2 separate regions of the Homo sapiens genome follow, and region 2 is linked to region 1. Evidence: chromatin loops called from intact Hi-C (ENCODE). Cell type or tissue: transverse colon. All regions are shown on one strand. Each heading gives the region's core, and the rest is flanking DNA. Links, peaks and the distances in the headings are about the cores only. Region 1 overlaps SMARCA4 (SWI/SNF related BAF chromatin remodeling complex subunit ATPase 4). Region 2 overlaps RGL3 (ral guanine nucleotide dissociation stimulator like 3).

Region 1 (12,966 bases), core at 101-4,100:
TGTCTCTACTAAAAATACCAAAATTAGCTGGACGTGGTGGTGGGCGCCTGTAGTCCCAGCTACTCAGGAGGGTGAGGGAGGAGAATCGCTTGAACCAGGAAGGTGGAGGTTGCAGTGAGCTGAGATTGCACCACTGCACTCCAGCCTGGTGACAGAGCGAGACTGCGTCTCAACAACAACAAAAAAGAAAATTTAAAAATAATTTTTCATACAAAAATTAGCCAGGTGTGGTGGCACGTACCTGTAATCCCAGGTACTTGGGAGGCTGAAGCAGGAGAATTGCTTGAACCCAGGAGGCGGAGGTTGCAGTGAGCCGAGATTGCACCACTGCACTCCAACCTCGGTGACAAGAGCGAAACTCCGTCTCAAAAATATAAAAATAATTTTTAAAATGTCTTAAAAAGGCCGGGTGTGGTGGCTCACACCTGTAATCCCAGCACTTTGGGAGGCCGAGGCGGGCAGATCACAAGGTCAAGAGTTTGAGACCATCCTGACCAACATGGTGAAACCCTGTCTCTACTAAAAATACAAAAATTAGCTAGGCGTGGTGGTTTGCGCCTGTAATCCCAGCTACTCAGGAGGCTGAGGCAGGAGAGTTGCTTGAACCCAGGAGGCGGAGGTTGCAGTGAGCCAAGATCATGCCACTGCACTCCAGCCTGGTGACAGAGTGAGACTCCGTCTCCAAAAAAAAAAAAAAAAAAATCTTAAAAAGAAGAAATAGATGGAGGCCAGGCCCAGTGGCTTATATCTGTAATCCTAGCACTTTGGGAGGCTAAGATGGGAGCACTGCTTGAGACCAGGAGTTCAAGACCAGCCTGGGCAATATTATGAGACCCCGTATCTACAAAAAATTTTTTTAATTAGCTGAGTGTGGTGACACGTGCCTGTAGTCCCAGCTACTTAGGAGGCTGAGGTGGGAGGATCTCTTGAGCCCTGGGAGTTCAAGACTGCAGTGAGCTATGATGGTGCCACTGCACTCCAGCCTGGGCAACAGGTCGAGACCCTGTCTCTAAAAATAAATAAGTAAATAAAAGAAATAGATGGGGAGAGTGTGGAACAGAGGTGTCAACATCACCTCCGGGTGAAGGGATTTCAGGAGCACGTTCTTTTCTGTACAGAGAAGATAGTTCTTTTTTTTTGGTCAAGAAATTCAACCATTAGTTTTTTAAAGACAAGCTTGGGTGGGGTGCCTGCTGGGGGCAGTGCTGGTCTTTCACTGCAGCCCAGGCACCCCTTGAGAGTCCCAGTGTGTGTTATGCCCCGAGCCAGTCAAGCTGAAGGGAGAGCGGGTGCGGGGGCCCTCCTCCGTGTCCCAGCCCGGCCCCTGGGATTGCGTCGCGGCCTCTGCTTGTCGACCTGGGTGCTGGCTGTCCTATTTTACTACTATTGACCCTGAAGGCCATCGAGGAGGGCACGCTGGAGGAGATCGAAGAGGAGGTCCGGCAGAAGAAATCATCACGGAAGCGCAAGCGAGACAGCGACGCCGGCTCCTCCACCCCGACCACCAGCACCCGCAGCCGCGACAAGGACGACGAGAGCAAGAAGCAGAAGAAGCGCGGGCGGCCGCCTGCCGAGAAACTCTCCCCTAACCCACCCAACCTCACCAAGAAGATGAAGAAGATTGTGGATGCCGTGATCAAGTACAAGGACAGGTAAGCGAGGAGGCGGGGAGGGCGGGGGCTGTAGGGGTCCCCGTGGGAGCAGGCCTGGCATCTGCACTCTGACTCTGCACACTCAGGCTTGGGCCGCTCACTCTTTCACTCATCCACAAACACTGACTGAATCTCTGTGTCTTTGAGCCTGGCCCTGAGGAACATGCTTTCTGGAACAGGGAAGCACACATGTATCTGCGGTGATGAGAGGGAATGTCACATGTGGTCGAGAGGAGAGGCAGGGGTGCGGGTCTCGGAGAAGGGGACATTGCAGCAGAGCCTTGAGAGAGGGGAGGTTGGGGAGAGTGCACCAGCAGAGGCCACAGCAGGCGGAGAGGCTCTGCCAAAGTTGTGGCCTGGTGGCCTCAAGGGATGAGGTGGGATGAGGGGTTATATGGCAGTAATGGGTGCTGCCCGTGTGGCCAGGAGGTTGGGGACAAGAGGCTGGCATGTCTGGAGCAGAGAAAGTGGCAGCCCTCTCCTGTCCTTGCACCCTCCCAGGCTACCTGTGCCATCTCTGTGTTGGTGAGATGGTGGCCACACTCCTGCTCTCTGCCAGGCCCTGCTCCAAGCCTGGAGATCGCTGTCCTCACAGACATGTCCTATATACGAGGCAGCATGCGGTTCCAGCTGTGGCCACGGCCCAGCGGCGGATCATAACGTGTTGGTGGATCATGAGTGCCATTTATATGTTTTTCATTTACTAATATCCTTTTCCGTGAGCGACTCTATATGGGTACCATTTAAATAAGAAGAAAGGAATGTTCTCAGCAACTCCCCAGGGAGGCATGTGCACCTTCTGCCAGCCCAGGGCAGGTCACAGAGCTGGGCAGGAGCCAGCAAAGGTGTAAGGCCCATGCCTGGCCCAGGACTCACCCAGTCTTCCACTCTCCAAGGTCTTATTTCACTTCCTGGTACACACTGGCCAGTACGGCTGTCCCCGTAATGGGAGGGTTGTACTGTTTGATTTTAAATAACAGTTTGCTGTTAGTCATGAAGCAGAGCGTGGGGGAATTGTATCTGTTGGAGGGGAAAGTGAAGGGAGCCCACATGCATGGTTTGGAGAGAATCTTACCAAGTGTGAAGTTTTAGAGGATGGTAACAATTGGAGTGCCTAAATTAATGAGTCAAAATTACCGCGCAAGGCCAGCTGTGGTGGTCCACACCTGTCAGCCCAGCACTTTGAGAGGCTGAGGTGGGAGGATCACTTGAGGTCAGGAGTTTGAGACCAGCATGGACAACATGGTGAAAACCCATCTTTACTGAAAATAGGAAAACAATTACCTGGGCGTGGTGGCACGCTTTTTGGGAGGCTGAGACAGGAGAATCACTTGAACCCAGGAAGTGGAGGTTGCTGTGGACCAAGATTGCACCACTGCACTCCAGCCTTGGGTGACAGAGCAAGACGCCCACTCCAAAAACAAAATACTGCTTAAAAAGGTTCTTTTAGCCAGATGCGGTGGCTCATGCCTGTAATCCCAGCACTTTAGGAGGCCAAGGCGGGCGGATCACTTGAGGTCAGGAGTTTGAAACCAGCATGGCCAATATGGCGAAACCCCCTCTCTACTAAAACTACAAAAATTCGCCGAGCGTAGTGGTGCATGCCTGTAATCCCAGCTACTCGGGAGGCTGAGGTAGGAGAATCTTGAAGCTGGGAGGCGGAGGTTGCAGTGACCCAAGATCACATCAGTGCACTCCAGCCTGGGGGACAGAGTGAGACTCCGTCTCAAAAAGAGAAAAAAAGAAAGGTTCTTTTATTATTGGAAGAGAAACAGATGATGAAGGAAAGGAGACATATTCAAGTTCAATGCCAGATCTGAAAATGTCATGTGTTGTCAGTATTGAGAAAAAAATATATAGACTCTAATTCACAAACCTAACTCCAAGGCTAAGTCCTCAAAGAGGAAAGCAAGTGGAGGACTTAAGTTACTTAAAGTGCGGGATACAGCTGCGGGCAGTAGCACATGCCTGGGGTCCCCACTACTTGGGAGGCTGAGGTGGGAGGATCACTTGAGCACAGCAGGTCCAGGCTACAGTGAGCCATGATCACACAGCTGCACTCCATCCTGGGTGATGGAATGAGACCCTGTATCTTAAAAAAATGAAATAAATACAGAATACTTATTTAAAACATGGGCCAGGTATAGTGGCTCGTGTAATCCCAGCACTTTGGGAGGCTGAGGTGGGCGGATCACTTGAAGTTAGGAGTTTGAGACCAGTCTGGCCAACATGGCAAAACCCCATCTCTACAAAAAATACAAAAATAGAAATTAAACTGGCATGGTGATGCGTGCTTGAGCTCCCAGCTCGGGAGGCTGGGCACGAGAATCGCTTGAACCCAGAAGGCAGAGGGTGCAGTGAGCCAAGATTGCACCACTGCACTCCAGCCTGGGTGACAGAGTGAGACAATACCTGAAAAACAAAAAACAAAAACAAAAAAAGGGAATTCGCAGAAATCTAATGACAATGACAGACCCTCCCCATGTTTTATTTCTAATGATAATCTTGTGAGGGAAACTTAACATTACCAACCTAAAGAAGACCCTTGAAGCGCAGTGGGGAAAGCACGGGTGTCTCCATCACACTGGTCTCCTGGGTATCCACGTAGAGAGGATGAGCCTCGACCACCCCCACACACGCACACACCATGCACTTGGATCCACGTGACATGGACTGTGGATGTAAGAACGTGAAAGGTAAAACAAAATTCTAGAAGAAAGCACGGGAGAAAATCTTCATGAGTAGGCATCGATTTCTTCCACGGGAGCCAAAAGCCACTAATCACAAACAATTGAGAAATTAGACCTCACTGAAATTAATAACATCTGTTTATTAATGGACACGCTGATGGAGACAGTGAAAACTCCTCATAGATGAGGAAAAGACAACACAATTTAAAGCTGGACAAGAGCCGGGAACAGACGCCTCCTTACACAGGACATCCCAGGACTAATCAATGTGGGGAAAGGTGCTCACGTCATTGCATTAGCATCACAACTTCAAGAAAATGCTCGTTAAAACCAGAGTGACTTGCACCAGCACCCGCCCCAGAACGGCCGAATGCCCATCAGTGCTGGCAAGTCTGAAGCAGTCTGGCCTCACACCCTGCGTGTAGGAGTATGCAGCTCTTTGGCAATCTCTTCTGTTTTGCTTTGTTTGTTTTTAACCATCGAACTGCAGAAGATAATATTTTCTGAGGCTCAGCCTGTACATACCCTCTGACCCAGCAGCCTGCAGCCCTCGTTCTACCCAGGAGAGCTGAGTGCATCTGTCCACACCGACAGACGTGTCCATAGCCACTTTGGTCATAATCTCCCAAAACAAGAATCAGCCCAGTGTCCATCTACAGGGGCATGGATCAGTGGAGGCCTAATCGTACAGGGCCCCAAACAGCTGTGAAAACAGACATAGTACTGCTACCTGGAAGAAGCTTACATTTTGTTGAGTGAAAGAAGCCAGACACTAAAAAGGGCATACTGGCCGGGCACGGTGGCTCACGCCTGTAATCCCAGCACTTTGGGAGGCCGAGGCGGGCGGATCACGAGGTCAGGAGATTGAGACCATCCTGGCTAACATGGTGAAACACCGTCTCTACTAAAAATACAAAAAATTAGCCGGGTGTGGTGGTGGGCGCCTGTAGTCCCAGCTACTCGGGAGGCTGAGGCGGGAGAATGGCATGAACCCAGGAGGCGGAGCTTGCAGTGAGCCGAGACCGCGCCACGGCACTCCAGCCTGGGCGACAGAGCGGGACTCCGTCTAAAAAAAAAAAGAGGGCCTACTGTGTGCCTCCAGTTCTGTGAGGGTCAGAAGCTGATCCACAGTAATGGCTGCCAAGCAGTGCTTACCTTGAGAGAGGGAATAGCAGGAAAGCCACACGACGAGCCTTCTAGGATACTGGGGATATTCTCTCTATAGATCTGGATGTGTATATGATGTGTACATTCACCAAGGTGTACACATGAGATATGTACACTTCTCTGTATTCCATTACACCTTGGTTTTTGAAAAGACAGAAACAGCATGCTCAGCTTATTAAGAACCTGAATATTTTCAGACAAAAAGTATGTCTAGTGTTAGTCCACTTTTTTTTTTTTTTAGTTTTAGACTCACAGAGCCCTCTTAGGGTCATATTTAGTTGTATATCATCTGACAAAAGAGGGAATGGCTCACCCAGCTGCTACAGTCAGTCTTGTAGCCTTTGTAAGATTTGATGATAAATCATACAATAAATTAAAACTTTCGGCTGGGCACAGTGGCTCACGCCCATAATCCCAGCACTTTGGGAGGCCGAGGCGGAGGATCACTTGAGCCCAGGAGTTCAGATGAGCCTGGCCAACATAGTGAGACTCTGTCTCTATTTAAAAAAAAGAAGAAAAAAAAAGTCTGGGTGTGGTGGCTCACGCCTGTAATCCCAGCACTTTGGGAGGCTGAGGCGAGCGGATCACAAGGCCAGGAGATCAAGACCATGCTGGCTAACACAGTGAAACCCCGTCTCTACTAAAAATACAAAAAATTAGCCAGGCGTGGTGGCGGGCGCCTGTAGTCCCAGATACTCGAGAGGCTGAGGCAGGAGAATGGCGTGAACCCGGGAGGCAGAGCTTGCAGTGAGCCGAGATTGTGCCACTGCACTCCAGCCTGGGCGACAGAGCGAGACTCCGTCTCAAAAAAAAAAAAAAAACCCCAAATCTTAACTCTTACTGCTAAGTGACTGCTTTATCGAAACTGTTCTGTTTCGGGACATTTGATTCTGGTAGAGATTTTGAGACCTGCTTTGAAGAGGACACCAACATTTCAGTCACACAGCAATGCTCCTGTCTTACCTGGGATCCATGTGGGAGGATGCCTCAGTGGGGGATTTGATCTGTGTTTTCAATTTAACCTCACATCTTACTGGAATGGATGGATTCACAGACCTGGGGGTCGCCCATTGGACTGGGAGTAACTACGTTGGAATTACAAGTAGGACAACAAAGATGACTATTAAAGAAAGCCTCCTGAGTGCTGGAAGCACAGCAGGCGTGGGTCTGTCCACTCACTGTAATGTGATTTGCACAGGAAAACATCACATAGGGCACATCAACTCAGGAAAGATAGTCGTTGAAAAGCTACCTCAGCTGGGCGTAGTGGTCACGCCTGTAATCCCAGAACTTTGTAAGGCTGTGAGGCTTGTGGATCCCTTGAGACCAAGAGTACGAGACCAACCTGAGCAAAACAGGGAGACCCCGCCTATGCAAAAAATACAAAAATTAGCCAGGCGTGGTGGTGCACTCCTGTTGACTCAGCTATTCAGGAAGCTGAGGCAGAAGGACCACAAGAAGTCAAGGCCGCAGTGGGGTATAATCACATCACTGCACTCCACCATGGGTGACAGAGGTGAGACCCTGTTGCAAAAAAAAAAAAAAAAAAAGCAAAAGAAAAGCTGCCTCCATTTAGCAATAATTTCAAACATGATGTTTGGGTACAAAATTGGTGTACTTAATGGATATTTCTGATATTCTTAACTAAATTTGAAGCTGTGAGGGAAGACAAACTCAGGGTCCACAGGGTGGGAAAAGTCCACAAGATCACCCTCAAGTGCCGTCATTCTCTAGGACCCCGAGAGCCCTAGCGGTTGTTACGCTTGCAGTTATGATTTATTACAGTGCAAGGCTACAGATTAAAATCAACCAAGGCAAGAGATGTATGGGGCCTCTTGGGGGCCAAGGTGGGCGGATCACTTGAGGTGATCTGGACGGTTCCAGACACAGGGCTTTCCTTTGTCTCCTCCCTGTGGAGTTGAAGACAGCGCTGATGTTCCCGGTGACGTTGACACAGAGCACTGCCAACCAGAGAAGCCTCCGTGTCCAGAGGTTTTTTTTTTTTTTTGGAGATGCAGTCTCACTCTGTCACTCAGGCTGGAGTGCAGTGGCACTATCTTGGCTCACTGTAACCTCTGCCTCCTGGGTTGAAGTGATTCTTCTGCCTCAGCCTCCTGAGCAACTGGGATTACAGGCTCGCGCCACCACGCCTGGCTAATTTTTGTATTTTTTAGTAGAGATGGGGTTTCACCATGTTGGCCAGGCTGGTCTCGAACTCCCGACCTTAAGTGATCCGCCCGCCTCAGCCTCCCGAAGTGTTGGGATTACAGGCATGAGCCACCGTACCCACCCTGTGTCCAGCATTTTTACTGGGACTTGGTCACAAAGACACAGCTGGCTACCCACGTGGCTGACCTCCATCTCCAGCCCCTCTGCAGGTGAGCAGAAACTACATAGCCCAAAGCCCCAACCTAGGACTGGTCCCAGACCCCACGTAAACAAAGACAGCCATTAGGTGTGACATTCTAAGGACTCAGAGATCACCTCCCAGGAGCCCCAGGCAAAAGCCAGACCTCATTTGGGGCGAAGTTACATTCTTTTTTATTATTATTATTATTTGCCCATCATTGTCTAGAAGTTACATTCTGTATGACACATCTGTCAGATCCCTGGAAGCTTCCTCGCCACCGACTGCATGGCAGGTGGTGCTCATGTCACTCGGCCCTTCCTTGGCCCCACACAGCTGCACCAGGCTGAGAAGAGCTTGAATGGAATAAAGTCAGACACAGCTAACAGCTCACTTTTTTGTCTCCAACTTTGAATTGCTCCTTTCCAAGAAAAGAAAAAAAACTTCTTTTTGTTTAATTGGATTTTTTTTTTTATTTATTTTTTGAGGCAGAGTCTCACTCTGTCACCCAGGCTGGAGTGCCATGGCACAATCTCGGCTCCCTGCAACCTCCACCTTCCAGGTTGAAGTGATTCTCCTGCCTCAGCCTCCCAAGTAGCTGGGATTACAGGTGCACACCACCATCATGCCTGGCCGGAATTTTTGTTTTTTAGTTGGCTCTCCAGAACCCTCTAAGTAGTTCAGCTCTGCAATTGAGTTAAATGTGAAGCCTGAAAAGAGACTGGCATCTGTGTAGACCTGAGTTCTAACAATTCAAAGAGTGAACACGGGACGTTGTCCTCTGGATTCGGTGTCAGGAGCCTGCCTCGCCGAGCTGGAGAGTGTGCCCATGACTGCAGGTGGGAGCCACATGGTCCGTCTAGGTGGCGACACCTGAGGACAGAAGTGGTTTAGCTGGGCACCCGCTGCTGTGTTGGGGCCAGACCCTTTTGGAGAGGCAGGGACGCCCTTCCTGTCAGGTGGAATCTTTTCAAATATTGCTTTTGATCGTTGGAGATACTTGCAGCCCCCTAGTTCGTGTTTTATTCTGGCAGAATTGTGTTTGACGTGACCTCTGTGTTGACCTCATCATACGTGTACAGTTGTCTTGCCTGGGAATCTTATACTCTGTTCTTCTGCACTCAGATTCACAGCCATGAGGCCGCTCCTCCCAAGGCCCTGGAGTGTGGCACTGCCAGCTGTCACAGCCACGGTCCTTTACATTGTATACACAGAGTGCAGTGACATGCCCCTCCTGCTCAGGGGCCACAGTAGGAACAGGCTGGAGTGTTCTGTGGTACCATGCCGGCAGTGCTGGCTTCTGCTGTCCAGGGGCTTGTGGTGGCTCCAGTGGGAAGGGCCACGTAAGCAGAACAGGAAGTGTGAGCAGTGTCCACTGGGAGGAGAGGGACAAGTGTCCCAGGCAGAGAGGACACAGTGCATGCAGAGGCTGGAGGGAGGCTAGGGGCTTGAGTGGGGCTGCGCCAGCACCAGGGGCCTCACAGGGGCCCTGGGCCACACACCTGCCCTTAGCCAAGGGCGTTTCTCCTTGGTGGTTTGAAATCTCAAACCACATTGAGGAACCTGCCAGAAATCGAAACCAGAATTAAGAAATTAAGTTACATGTAGGAGATTTTACTTTAAAATCAGAACATGCAGAAACGTTCTCTGTGGCTTCGGGTCAGGTTCGGGCTTGTGGGGCTGTACACTGCCAGTTGATACCTTCTTCCCTGGGTTCTGTGTTTTTTTTTTTTTTTTTGAGACAGAGTCTTGCTCTGTAGCCCAGGCTGGAGTGCAGTGGCACAGTCTTGGCTCACTGCAACCTCTGCCTCCCTCCCTGGGTTCTTTATAGCAGTCAGCAGCTGGTGGCTGAGGCATTTGGGGCACTGTGTCCAAGTGTCAAGGCCGCATGTGTGTCAGGGGGCACACCCTTGGTGTGCTTGGTAAGGGCTCAGAGAAGGGCATCTGCTGGTCCATGTGGGCTCAGCCAGCAGCCTGCTAAAGACCACCCCGCCAGCCACCAGCCTGCCTGCGACAGTGATAGGGCAGAGATGCTGCTACAATAAAGACCATGCGGGCCAGGCGCAGGCGCTCACATCTGTAATCCCAGCACTTTGGGAGGCCAAGCCGGGCTGATCACTTGAGCTCAGAAGTTTGAGAACAGCTTGGCCAACGTGGCAAAAACCCCGTCTCTATTAAAATACAAAAATTAGCCAGGCATGGTGGCACTCGCCTGTAATCCCAGCTACTTGGGAGGCTGAGGCAGGAGAATCGCTTGAACCCAGGAGGAGGTTTCGGTGAGCCAAGATTGCACCACTGCACTCCAGCCTGGGTGACAGTGAGACTACGTCTCAAAAAAAAAGACTGTGCTAGACGGTGGTGTTGAACTTGAACTTGATGCTTGTGCTGAGGTCAGGAGACACGTGCACAGCTTCAGGGCTAGAGGGGCACAATGGCTGCAGACTATGCTCGGGCAGCTCGGAAAGACGGTGACGGGTCCAGGCTGCCGCAGCTAAGCCTCACAAGAGCTCTGGCCCCACCAGGCGGGCCCTCTGGGTTCCATTCCCACTCCCCACTGCCTGGAGGCAGCAGCCCTGTGGTTACTGTAGGAGGGACCTGAATGCAGTGAAGATCTGCACTCCACACCTGTCTCTGTGCCTCAGTCTCCACGTCTGCAGCACAGGGGCCTGACTGAAATAACGTGGCCAGGCACACAGCCCAGACGCCAGCACTGTGTGCACTGTGGGAGGGGACGATGGTCCCTAGCCCAGGGCCTGAGCTGCTGCCTTGCCAATTCGTGGTGACAGCTTTGGCCTGGGTCTGGCAGGGGCTGGCTGCTACTGCTGAAGGCCTGTCTGCACTGTTTCCCTGCCTTTCCACAAGCACTGTCCCTCCTGGCTCTTCAGAGTTGAGTGGTTATACCTTGTGCAAGAAAAACAATGAAACAGATTGTCTGAATGTTTCAGACCTGCCTGAAACATTCTGCAGGAGAGGTCATCCCAAGGCTTGAAAGTGTTTGTCACACTCCTTCAAGCCCCCAGGGCAGGGCCCCTGAGGGAAGGGTGCAGGTGGAGGGTGGGCAGGAGTGGGAGCCATTCCTTGGGGACAGGGGGGCTCCTCAGGGCTGTCTGGCCCTTGGCCTGTGGTTCCAGGTCTATGGTCTGCTTGGCACATAGCCTGGACCCTGGTGCTGTGCAGGCACTGGCTGGATGAGGGCACCGAGCAGATGAGCCCCAGGCATGCCCACTTATGGGCATAGGCTGGGTGCAGGGCACTGGGTCCAACATAACCATGGCAGAGGGCTCAGGGGGCCTAAAAGTCATGGATGGAGTTGCCCACGCAGCCTGCGGTCAGGTTCCCTGTGGAGCCGTGCTGGGGTTCTGCGCCTGCCCCAGGATTTGCTGGAAGAAGCTCCCCCTCCTCTGTTTGTGAGTCGGGCCCTACCCCCAAGTCTCCCCCTCAGTGATAGAGACCTTTACATAACACAAATAAACAAGGCAACTGGTTTAGAAGAATGAGTCTGAAAACTAGAATGGCGTGTTTAAGGAAAGCTTAGGACAGGACAATTAGAGACAGAGGTGCAGGTGTGTGGAGTTGGCAGCAGGAGGCCTGGGGGAGCCGCTCGTGCCTTTCCCTCCTGCCCTGGCCTCCCTTGGAACTCGGAGCAGCCCCCTGCCTTGAGGAGGCCCTTCCTTTCAGTGAGCCTGTGCCGCAGTCGTCCGAGGGAACACAGTGGGGACATATTTCCTTTTTTTTTTTTTTTTTTGAGACAGAGTCTCACTCTGTCGCCAGGCTGGAGTGCAGTAGCCTGATCTCAGCTCACTGCAAATTCTGCCTCCTGGGTTCAAGCAATTCTCCTGTTTCAGCCTCCCGAGTAGCTGGGACTACAGGCATGCACCACCACGCCCAGCTAATTTTTGTATTTTTAGTAGAGATGGGGTTTAACCACGTTGGCTAGGATGGTCTCGATCTCTTGACCTCATGATCCGCCAGCCTCGGCCTCCCAAAGTGCTGGGATTACAGGAGTGAGCCACCATGTCCGGCCGGAAATGTTTATTAAAATAGCAGATGAGGCCGGGTGCTGTGACTCAGGCCTGTAATCCCAGCACTTTGGGAGGCTGAGGCGGGTGGATCACGAGGTCAGGAGTTCAAGACCAGCCTGACCAAGATGGTGAAACCCATCTCTACTAAAAGTACAAAAATTAGCCGAGCGTAGTGAGACTTGCCTATAATCCCAGTTACGAGGGAGGCTGAGGCAGGAGAATCGCTTGAACCCAGGAGGCAGAGGTTGCAGTGAGCCGAGATTGTGCCACTGCACTCCAGCCTGGGCAACAGAGCGAGACTCCGTCTCAAAAATAAATAAATAAAAATAGATGATCATAGACAGGAGGGATGAAGTAGAAGATTCAAAGCAGCTTAAAAAAAGGAAGTAAAAAAGAAATAAGGTCAGGAGACAAGATTGAGTGACTGTGAAACATCAACAATAGGCAGATTTAAAATAAAGTCAGGAAATAGCTAGATCAAAGAATAGAAAGGTGAACCAGGTGTGATATCCACCTGTAGTCCCAGCTTCTTGGGAGGCCAACGCGGGAAAATCACGTGAGCCCAGGAGTTGGAGGCACCGCTGCACTCAAGCCTGGGTGACACAGTGAGACCCTGTCTCAAAAAGCAGCAGGAAGAGAGGCTGGCATGTGGGGCTCCAGGGGGTGTGAAGGAGGGTCCACACCCTCCTTCCTCCACCTGGCCATACTGAGCAGCACATTCTCTGAGCCAACGGCCCCTACAAACACCCACCCTTTCCTCCTGGTAGCCCAGAGGGCGCCCCTGCCTGCTCACTTCCCAATGTCGGGATCCTGTGATTTCTGCCTCTTCAGAAAGGACTTGAGGCATTTTCTGACTCAGAGCCACTCAGGATTCCAGGACCTCCTGTGGTGACAACAGGGACACCAGTAGTGATGAATTCAGAAAAGAGCGAACGCCCCTCAAGCTGCCCTCCCCCAGCCCTGCAGACAGTGGCCATGGGCCTCCCTGCACTCAGGACCGACTGCACCTGCCTGCGGCGTAGGGGAGCTGGGGCTGGCCTTTCCTTTTCATCTTCCCCTGGCACTGGGAAATGCTCTGGGTGGTGCCA
Region 2 (9,992 bases), core at 2,421-6,420, 350 kb after region 1:
GCAGGACCCAGGCCTGGCTAATCAGCACATCTCATTCCCCTGAACACAGTGATTGGTTTAGAGGTGGACACATGACACAAATTGGCCCAATGGGCGCCTGCTCTGGGACTTTTTGCTGGAGCTGATGGGAAGGAGGGGCTCTGCTTGCATGGGATGGGGGAGCTGTTGGGATATAAGCCTATGCCTCCACAAGGTATGAGCCTGCCTTGGAGTAGAGCTATATATATATATATGTGTGTGTATTTTTTTTTTTTTTTTTTTTTTTGTAGAGACGGAGTCTTGCTCTGTCTCCCAGGCTGGAGTGCAGTGGAGCGATCTCGGCTCACTGCAACCTCCGCCTTCCAGGTTCAAGCAATTCTCTCGCCTCAGCCTCCCAAGTAGCTGGGATTACAGGTGCATGCCACCACACCCAGCTATGAGTACAGCTATATTAAATAAAATATTATTTGGGCTACTGTAACAGCAACTCAAATAATAGTGGCTTAAGTAAGATAAAAATTTATTTCTCTTTTATGTAACACTCCAAGTATCAACAGTCCAATATGGTAGCTCCCTGGTCTCATAGGCCCAGGCTCCTTCTAGCTTGTTGCTCAGCTATTCAGACAGTGTGAACCACCTAATCCAAAATGATCCACTCCACGTCTTCATTCCCACCAGCAGGAGGGAGGAAAGGGGGAAAAGAAGGACACACCGCTTCCCTTTAAGGGCAGGTTCTGAAATTTGTTCACATCCTTTCCCTTTATATCTTATTGGCCAAGACTTAGCCAGTGGCCAGATATGACCACACCTTGCTGCAGAGGAGGTGGGAAATATGGCTTTTACTTTGGGAGGCCAGCTAAAAATCAGTGGTTCCATTACCATAGAAGAAGGTGATTAAATTTGAGGGGACAATGGACTATCTCATTCTCAGAGCAAATCAGAGCAAAGAGACAGCAAGAAAACCCTGATGACATCTTATGAGTGCCTGGATGCAACTGTGCCTGAAGCCCTACTCATTGGACATTTCAACTGCATAAGCCACAAATGTCCTTTTTTGCACATGCCTCTTTGAATTGGGTTTTTGGTCGCTTGCAACAGAAAGAACTCGATTAGTGCAATGAGATGTAAAGACCATAGCTGATGTTCTCTGCTGAGTAGGAGCTCATAAGTGGGCATATTATTGTGGTTGTGACTATGTAGCAGTTCGCCCTACAGCTCATTTCATCCTCTCTATTGTACTCCAACGCTGACAGAGAGCTCACGCCTCTCTTTTCATCCTCACAATCCTTTTCTTTTTCTTTTTTTTTTTTTTCCAGACAGAATTTTGCTCTTGTTGCCCAGGCCGGAGTGCAGTGGAGCGATCTCGACTCACTGCAACCTCTGCCTGCCTGGTTCAGGTGATTATCCTGCCTCAGCCTACCGAGTAGCTGGGATTACAAGAGCCTGCCACCATGCCCGGCTAATTTTTTGTATATTTAGTAGAGAAGGGGTTTCACCATGTTGGCCAGGCTGGTTTTGGAATCCTGGCCTCAAGCAATCCACCCGTCTTGCCCCCCCAAAGTGCTAGAGCCACTGTGCCCAGCATTTTTTTTTTTTTTTTTGAGATACAGTCTCACTTTGTCACGCAGGCTGGAGTGCAATGGCATGATCTCGGTTCACTGCAACCTCCACCTTCTGGATTCAAGCAATTCTCCTGCCTCAGCCTCCTGAGTAACTGGGATTACAGGCACCCACCACCATGCCCAGCTAATTTTTATATTTTTTAGTAGGGACAGGGTTTTACCATGTTGGCCAGGCTGACCTTGAACTCCTGACCTCAAGTGATCCGCCCACCTCAGCCTCCCAAAATGATGGGATTACAGGTGTGAGCACTGCGCCTGGCCCTTTTTTTTGCTTTTTGAAACAGGATCTCGCTCTGTCACCCAGGCTGGAGTGCAGTAATCTCGGCTCACTGCAACCTCCACCTCTTGGGCTCAAGTGATCCTCGTGCTTCAGCCTCCAGAGTAGCTGAGACTACAGGTGCAGGACACCAAACCTGGCTAAATTTTATTTTATTTTTTGAGATGGAGTCTCCCTCTGTCGCCCAGACTGGAGTGCAGTGGTGCGATCTCGGCTCGCTGCAAGCTCCGCCTCCTGGGTTCACGCCATTCTCCTGCCTCAGCCTCCCGAGTAGCTGGGACTACAGGCGCCCGCCACCACGCCCGGCTAATTTTTTTGCATTTTTAGTAGAGACGGGGTTTCACCTAGCCAGGATGGTCTCGATCTCCTGACCTCATGATCCGCCTGCCTCAGCCTCCCAAGTGCTGGGATTACAGGCGTGAGCCACCGCGCCTGGCCAATCTTTGTATTTTTTTGTAGAAATGGGGTCTCACTATGTTGCCCAGGCTGGTCTCAAACTCCTGGGCTCAAAATCCTTCCACCTTAGCCTCCCAAAGTGCTGGGATTACAGATGTGAGCCACCACACCCAACCTCTTTTTCTCTTCTTTGCACAGATGGGTTATCTGTGACAGGAAGAGGAAGAAGGTGAGGGCAAGTGAAAGGGCCCATCCTCACAGCCCTTATTGACTCATGGGTAATGATGCTATTTGTTTCTAATTCTGATGGAATTTCAGTTAGTCACTCTCCCATATATACAGTAGAAAAGAGGCATATCACCCCAAAAATGTTGGGGAAGGAAGTCCTAAACCCTCTTTGTGTGATAGGATCCTTTATTTATTTATTTAGTGAGATGTGATCTCACTGTATTGCCCAGGCTGCTCTCGGACTCCTGAACTTAAGCAATCCTCTTACCTCAGCCTCCCAAAGTACTGGGATTACCCTCCTGAGCCACTGTGTCCGGCCAGACAGGATCCTCTCTGGCATCTGGGTTGAGTGTCATACCCGACTCAACACCTTTCTTAGGGCTCTTAGTTTTTTTGTTTTTGAGACAGGATCTCCCTCTGTCCTCCAGGTTGGAGTGCAGGGGCCCAGTCACTGCTCACTGCAGCTTCAACCTCCCAGGGCTCTGGTGATTCTCCCAGCTCAGCCTCCCAAGTAGGTAGGATTACAGTCTCATATCACCACACTCAGAAAATTTTTTGTTTGTTCATTTGTTTGTTTGTTTGTTTTTGAGATAGGGTCTTGCTCTGTCACCCAGGCTGGAGTACAGTGGTGTGATTTCCACTCACTGCAACCTCCACCTTCCGGGTTCAAGCAATTCTCCTGCCTCAGCCTCCCCAGTAGCTGGGATTACAGGTGCATGACACCACGCCCGGCTAATTTTTTGTACTTTTAGAAGATGGGGTTTTGCCATGTCGGCCAGGCTGGTCTCGAACTCCTGACCTCAGGCGATCTGCCTGCCTTGGCCTCCCAAAACGCTGGGATTACAGGCGTGAGTCACCACGCCCAGCCAAATTTTTGTATTTTTTGTAGAGACAGGATCTCGTTATGTTGCCCGGGCTGGTCTTGGCTCTTAGGTTTCTCTCTCTCTGTGTGTTTGTGTGTGTGTGTGTGGGTGTGTGTGTGGTAGCTGTTTTCCTTTATCTTGATAAAGGGTGAACATGGCACACAGGCGCAAAATAAACAAGACTGACACCTGTTTCATAACTCTGGTCACTATTTTCATCCGCATCTGTCACTTCTGATGCGTCTCTAACATTTATAAGATTTCTCTGGGGAGGGATTTGACGTATCCATGCCCCACCTCTTTCTACATTTATGGGATTGAGCTCTCCACCAGCCACCCATGGGCTGATGTCTTTGGAATATGGATCTAGTACCAACAGAGTCAGAAAAAGAGATGGGGTCCAATGGGCTACAGTTGGGTGGTGGTCCTGGGATACACAGCACAGTGGCCTCTACTGGGGGATGGCAGCTTTCCAGGAGAAGAGTCGCAAGCTTGCCTGTGGGACTTGTGTCTTGTGGAGAGGACAGGGCTGCCTCAGCTTGGGGAGACAGACAGAGTGTTCCGGGTCCCCTCTTTCCGCCGCAGCATGAAGTCTCTGGGGGCGACTGGACTCATGGCATAGAAGACGTTGGCATTGTCAGGAATCAGGAGCACTGGTCAGGAGTGGAGATGGTGGTAATAGGCCCTCACAACCTTGTGTCACCCCCACAGAGGACCCGGGAGCCTCCTGCCACTCACCCGCGAACCTGAACAGCCATGGGTCCCTCTGCAGCTACTGCCAAGCCAAGCTCATTCTGCTGTCACTGGGAACCTGGACGACTTCTCACTTGAAAACTTGCACCACCTCATGCCTTCCCTTATCATAAGCCTGGGCAACCTCCTAATATTCTCCCCCTCACCATAGAGACAAGGCAACCTGCAGTAAAAGTTTGAGCAAACTGGCCGGGCGCGATGCCTCGTGCCTGTAATCCCAGCGCTTTGGGAGGCCGAAGTGGGTGGATCACTTGAGGTCAGGAATTCGAGACCAGTCTGGCCAACATGGTGAAACCCCGTCTCTACTAAAAATACCAAAAAAATGAGCTAGGCATGGTGGCACATGCCTGTAATCCCAGCTACTCGGAAGGCTGAGGCAGGAGAATCTCTTGAACCCAGGAGGTGGATGTTGCGGTGAGCCGAGATCCTGCCATTGCACTCCAGCCTGGGCAACAGCACGAGACTCCATCTCAAAAAAAAAAAAACAAAAACAAACAAAACCGACAACCTGCAGTAAAAGTTTGGGCAAACTTAGACCACCCTAGACCACCCCCCGCCAAACAACTTCCTGCTCACCCTACCCCTCCCCCACAACCACTCCCAGCCAATCCCATGCTGCTGTCACCATGAACTTGAATAACTTCCCACTTCCAGCCTGCACGAGCTTGTGGCCTCACACTCAACACCTGAACAACCACAAGCATCCTTTCCTAATATCCAGCCAACCTCATGCCATGTACTTCAGCGTGAATACGCTCAATCCCTTGCTTCTCCCTGTCAGACAGGACAATCTCATGCTTCCGCGGCTATCCATTTGCCTCTCTCCCGTCCCAAGTTCAGATAACTTCAGGGTCCCAGTGGTGAACAAACTTAGTTCTCACAAATCTAAGCCCAGATGCCCTTTAGTCTCCCATCCCATCAGGTTGAGCCTGAACAATCTCATGATGCTACAAACTTAAGATCAGACAAACTTCTACACTCCCTTCTCTCACTCGACCCTAGACAATCTATTTTTTCTTTTTTTTTGAGACGGAGTCTCACTCTGTCGCCAGGCTGGAGTGCAGTGGCGCAATCTTGGCTCACTGCAACCTTCACCTCCTGGGTTCAAGTGATTCTTCTGCCTCAGCCTCCTGAGTAGCTGGGACTATAGGCGCCTGCCACCATGCCTGGCTAATTTTTTGTATTTTTAGTAGAGACGAGGCTTCACCATGTTGGCCAGGATGGTCTCGATCTCTTGACTTCGTGATCCACCCGCCTCGGCCTCCCAAAGTGCTGGGATTACAGGCGTGAGCCACCATGCCCGGCCCCCTTTTTTTTTTTTAATTGAGACAGGGTCTTGCTCTGTCACCCAGGCTGGAGTGCAGTGGCGTGATCTCAGCTCGCTGCAGCCTCCACCTCCTAGGCTCAAGTGATCCTCCCACCTCAGCCTCCCCAGTAGTTGGAGTTGGGAATACAGGCACATGCCACCATGCTCAGCTAATCTCTCTCTCTCTCTCTCTCTCTCTCTCTCTCTCTCTATATATATATATATATATATATTTTTTTTTTTTTTTTTTTTTTTTTTTTGAGACAGAGTCTTGCTCAGTCGCCAGGCTGGAGTGCAGTGGTGCGATCTCGGCTCACTGCAACCTCCGCCTCCTGGGTTCAAGCGATTCTTCTGCCTCAGCCTCCCGAGTAGCTGAGACTACAGGCATGTGCCACCATGCCCAGCTAATTTTTTTGTATTTTTAGTAGAGACGGGGCTTCACCATGTTGGCCAGGCTGGTCTCGAACTCCTGACCTCAAGTGATCCACCCGCTTTGGCCTCCCAAAGTGCCGGGATTACAGGCGTTGAGCCACCGCACCCAGCCAATTTCTCTATTTTTTGTATAGATGGGGTCTCCTCATGTTGCCCAGGCTGGTCTCAAACTCCTGAGCTCAGACAATCCACCCACCTTGACCTCCCAAAGTGCTGGGATTACAGTTGTGAGCCACCATGCCCAGCCCATCCTACAAATTGAAGGTCAGAAACACTCCCTTCTGTCACTTGTCCGTGGACAGTCTTTTTTTTTTTTTTTTTTTTTAAACAGAGTCTCGCTCTGCTGCCCAGGCTGAAGTGCAGTGGTATGATCTCGGCTCACTGCAACCTCCGCCTCCCAGATTCAAGCAATTATTCTCCTGCCTCAGCCTCCTGAGTAGCTGGGACTACAGGAGTGTGCCACCACACCCGACTAATTTTTGTATGTTTCGTAGAGACGGGGTTTCACCACGTTGGTCAGCCTGGTCTCAAACTCCTGACCTCAAGTGATCCGCCCAGCTTGACCTCCCAAAGTGCTGGGATTACAGACATGAGCCACTGCGCCTGGCCGGACCCTGGACAATCTTATTGTCTTTTAAATTTTAGGAAGATGACCTTTGGTACCTCTCTCTCACACTGAGCCAAGACAATCTCATGACCCTACATCGTTGGGTTACAGGTATTTTATGTCCTCTTACCTCCACTGATTATCTTACCCCTACTCTCTGCCTGAAGCACCTCACAGCCCTGTGAACCCGGGTAACCTTGGGCTCCATCCTTGGGCGTGGTCAGTCTGCTCGCCTCCCCGCTGCCCCCTATCCTGAGCTCCAACCCATCCCTGCTCACCCCGGTCCCCAGGAAGGACTTGAAAGAGCTGATAGTCACAGGCCCAGGGCTGGGGCACATTGTGCTTCTGCAAGGCTCGCCGGACCACGCTGGGGGCTTTGTCCTGACTGGTCAGCTGGAAGAGAGGGGCGGGAGGTGAGGTGAGGGCCCCGGCCCCAAGGGCAGGGCAGCCTCCAGCAGACCCCCAGCCCAGCCCCTCACCAAGATGCTTCGATACAGGTTCCCGTGGTCATTGTCGATGCTGACGCGGATGACACGGGCCTCCGAGCTCTGCTGCGCCGGGAGGGGGATTCGAGGGCTGCCCAGAGGCAAAGCGAAGGGCCGGGGGCTGGGCAGGTCCAGGCTCAGGGGCAGCTGCAGGCAGTAAGGGGTGGAGGCTACAGCTTGGCCCATCTGCAGATGCTGAGGGCTAGAAAAGCACGAACACCCCAGCCACCACTGGTGCATTCAATAGCCCCACATTTAAAATCTCAAGAAAACATTGGCTGGGCGCAGTGGCTCATGCCTGTAATCTCAGCATTTTGGGAGGCCGAGGTGGGCGGATCACTTGAGGTCGGGAGTTCAAGACCAGCCTGGCCAACGTGGTGAAACTCCGTCTCTACTAAAAATACAAAAATTAGCAGGGCCTGGTGGCGCATGCCTGTAATCCCAGCTACTTGGGAGGCCGAGGCAGGAGAATCACTTGAACTTGAGAGGCAGAGGTTGCAGTGAGCCAAGATCACGCTACTGCACTCCAGCCTGCGTGACAGAGCAAGACTCCATCTCAAAAATAAATAAATAAATAATAAAATAAAATAAAATCTCAAGAAAACATACTACTACCCCCTACACATGCAGAGCCTGGGACATGCAACTGGAGTACATTCACAAGCCTGCATATACACCACCCTACCATATACAGACTTTGGTTACCTGTTATAGAAACAGACATGAACAGTGTCCATATACACACAACCCATGCTCATACACAAGAAATCCTGTGTACATACATATGCTGACAGCGGTTATACACCCACAGCCCATGCCAATGAACAACCCCACACATGATCTCATGAATACTCAGGCCCACATTTCCTCTTCTGGTACACAGATTCTTTTCTTTTTCTTTTCTTTTTTTTTTGAGACAGAGTCTTGCTCTGTCACCCAGGCTGGAATGCAGTGGTGCCATCTCAGCTCACTGCAACCTCTGCCTCCCAGGTTCAAGCAATTCTCATGCCTCACCCTCCCAAGTAGCTGGGATTACAGGCCTGTGCCACTATGCCCAGCTAATGTTTTTATTTTTAGTAGAGACGGGGTTTCACCATGTTGGCTAGGCTGGTCTCAAATTCCTGGCCTCAAGTGATCCACTGGCCTCGGCCTCCCAAAGTGCTGGGATTACAGGCATGAGCTACCATGCCCAGCCTTCATTTCCTTCATTTCCTTTTCTTTTTTTGTTTTTCTTTTAGAGGGAGCCTCGCTCTGTCACCAGGCTGGATGGAGTGCAGTGGCACCATCTCAGCTCACTGCAACCTCCGTCTCCTGGGTTCAAGTGATTCTCCTGCCTCAGCCTCCCAAGTAGCTGGGACTACAGGTGTGCGCGACCATACCCAGCTAATTTTTCTATTTTCAGTAGAGACAGGGTTTCACCACGTTGGCCAGGATGGTCTCGATCTCTTGACCTCGTGATCCGCCCACCTCGGCCTCCCAGAGTGCTGGGATTACAGGCGTGAGCCACCGTGCCCAGTCTCTTTTTCTTCATAAACAGGATCTCGCTCTATCATGCAGGCTAGAGTGCCGTGGCATGATCGTAGCTCACTGCAGCCTCAAACTCAAGCGATCCTTCCACCTCAGCCTGCTGAGTAGCTGGGACTACACCCAGCTAATTTTTTTGACTTTTAATAGAAATAGGGTCTCACTATGTTGCCCAGGCTGGTCTTGAACTCCCGGCCTCAAGCAATCCTCCCACTTTGGCTTCCCAAAGTGCCGGGATCACAGGCAATAGCCACCGTGTCTGCCATGGTATGCAGATTCTTAGGGACATACATGTCCTCAAAAAAGTGTAGGCTGGGTGCGGTGGCTCACACCTGTAATCCCAGCACTTTGGGAGGCCGAGGTGAGTGCATTGTTTGAGCTCAGGAGTTCGAAACCCACCTGGGCAACATGGCGAAACCTCATCTCTACTAAATAAAAAAAATAGCAGGGCATGGTGGTGCACACCTGTGGTCCTAGCTACTTGGGAGGCTGAGGTGGAAGGATTGCTTGAGCCTGGGGGAGGGGTGGAAGTTGCGGTGAGCTGAGATTGCACCGCTGCACTTCAGCCTGGGTGACAGAGCAAGAAGACCCTGTTTCAAATAAAAAGGGGTGTGATGTGATTGCACCCTAGATGACCCATGGGCAAGCAGTTACACAGGTCCAAATCTGAGCACGAGTCGGATTTATGAGTGATCACCCAAACAGGGCCGTGCAGATGCATGCAATCCCCTGGATGGATACCCCGGGCGCTCAGTGTGCCTCCTGTATACACTCCTGGCCCCACAATCCTGTGTGTACACATGTGCATGCACACACACGTGCACACACACAGAGCCTGGGTGCCCGCAGGCCCGCATGCACACACAAGCCGTCTTGGTACCTTGGTGCTGGGGCCCTGGGGCCCTGGAGAGGCCGGGGGACTGCCAGCAGGAGCATCTCTGCTTCTAGGACTTGAGGGGGGTGACCCTGGGGACACACTGGGGGAGATGCAGAGGCTGAGGTGGGGTGGCTGTGCTGACTCCTGATCCCATGATCCCCAGTCCCATCACCAAGCAGAATGCTCACCTGGAGGTGGGGGATGAGGGGTCCCCGGGACTCCCACTAGGTGATGAGCTTTTCTCTCGGGCAAGCTTCCTAAGGATGGGGACAGGGGATGAGGCTAAGGCAGGAGCAGCCCTTGCTGATATCTGCCCACATCACCGCCCCTACACACACCCCGAGACTCACGCACTGAGACGCTTGGTGAGGCTGATCCGCCGTCGGATGCGTGGGGAGCTGGGGCAGGAGGCAGCTGGTGGCTCAATGACCCGGGAGAGCCGGTAGCTGAGGGGTCAATATGTGGATGAGGTGGTGGGGGCAGGAAATACAGGGGATGGAGAGATAAGAGTTGGAATCAGTTGGGAGGTGGGTTTGGGGTGTAAGGGGGAGCAGCCAGAGGTGGCACCCCACATGCCAGGGTCAGGGTGGTAAATGAGGGTCATTGAGCATCAAGGTCTTATCAGAGATGGGACAGGATGGCT

What was found. Peaks named below come from ENCODE experiments on the same cell type or tissue, not always from the same donor. Only the 100,000 strongest peaks of a DNase experiment are listed, where the experiment ranks them.
Region 2: a loop joins it to region 1, with 3 times the contacts of the local background. A loop is called at or near these places in 1 of 110 quality-filtered maps.

Annotation. Positions count from the first base shown.
Region 1 is chr19:11,039,909-11,052,874 of GRCh38, forward strand. It overlaps SMARCA4 (SWI/SNF related BAF chromatin remodeling complex subunit ATPase 4), which reads left to right. Exons shown (of 35, transcript NM_003072.5): 30 at 1,399-1,652. Among named protein-coding and RNA genes, the nearest start is that of LDLR, 43 kb to the right of the region's middle. RefSeq lists enhancers at 6,442-6,491, 9,089-9,138, 9,229-9,518. In transverse colon, for the core only: no CTCF peak of the experiment used is centred there; a DNase peak (open chromatin) is centred at 2,520.
Region 2 is chr19:11,390,503-11,400,494 of GRCh38, forward strand. It overlaps RGL3 (ral guanine nucleotide dissociation stimulator like 3), which reads right to left. Exons shown (of 19, transcript NM_001035223.4): 14 at 9,700-9,795; 15 at 9,538-9,606; 16 at 9,353-9,449; 17 at 6,943-7,095; 18 at 6,742-6,856; 19 at 3,558-4,018. The coding sequence ends at 3,900. Among named protein-coding and RNA genes, the nearest start is that of EPOR, 11 kb to the left of the region's middle. In transverse colon, for the core only: no CTCF peak of the experiment used is centred there; no DNase peak of the experiment used is centred there.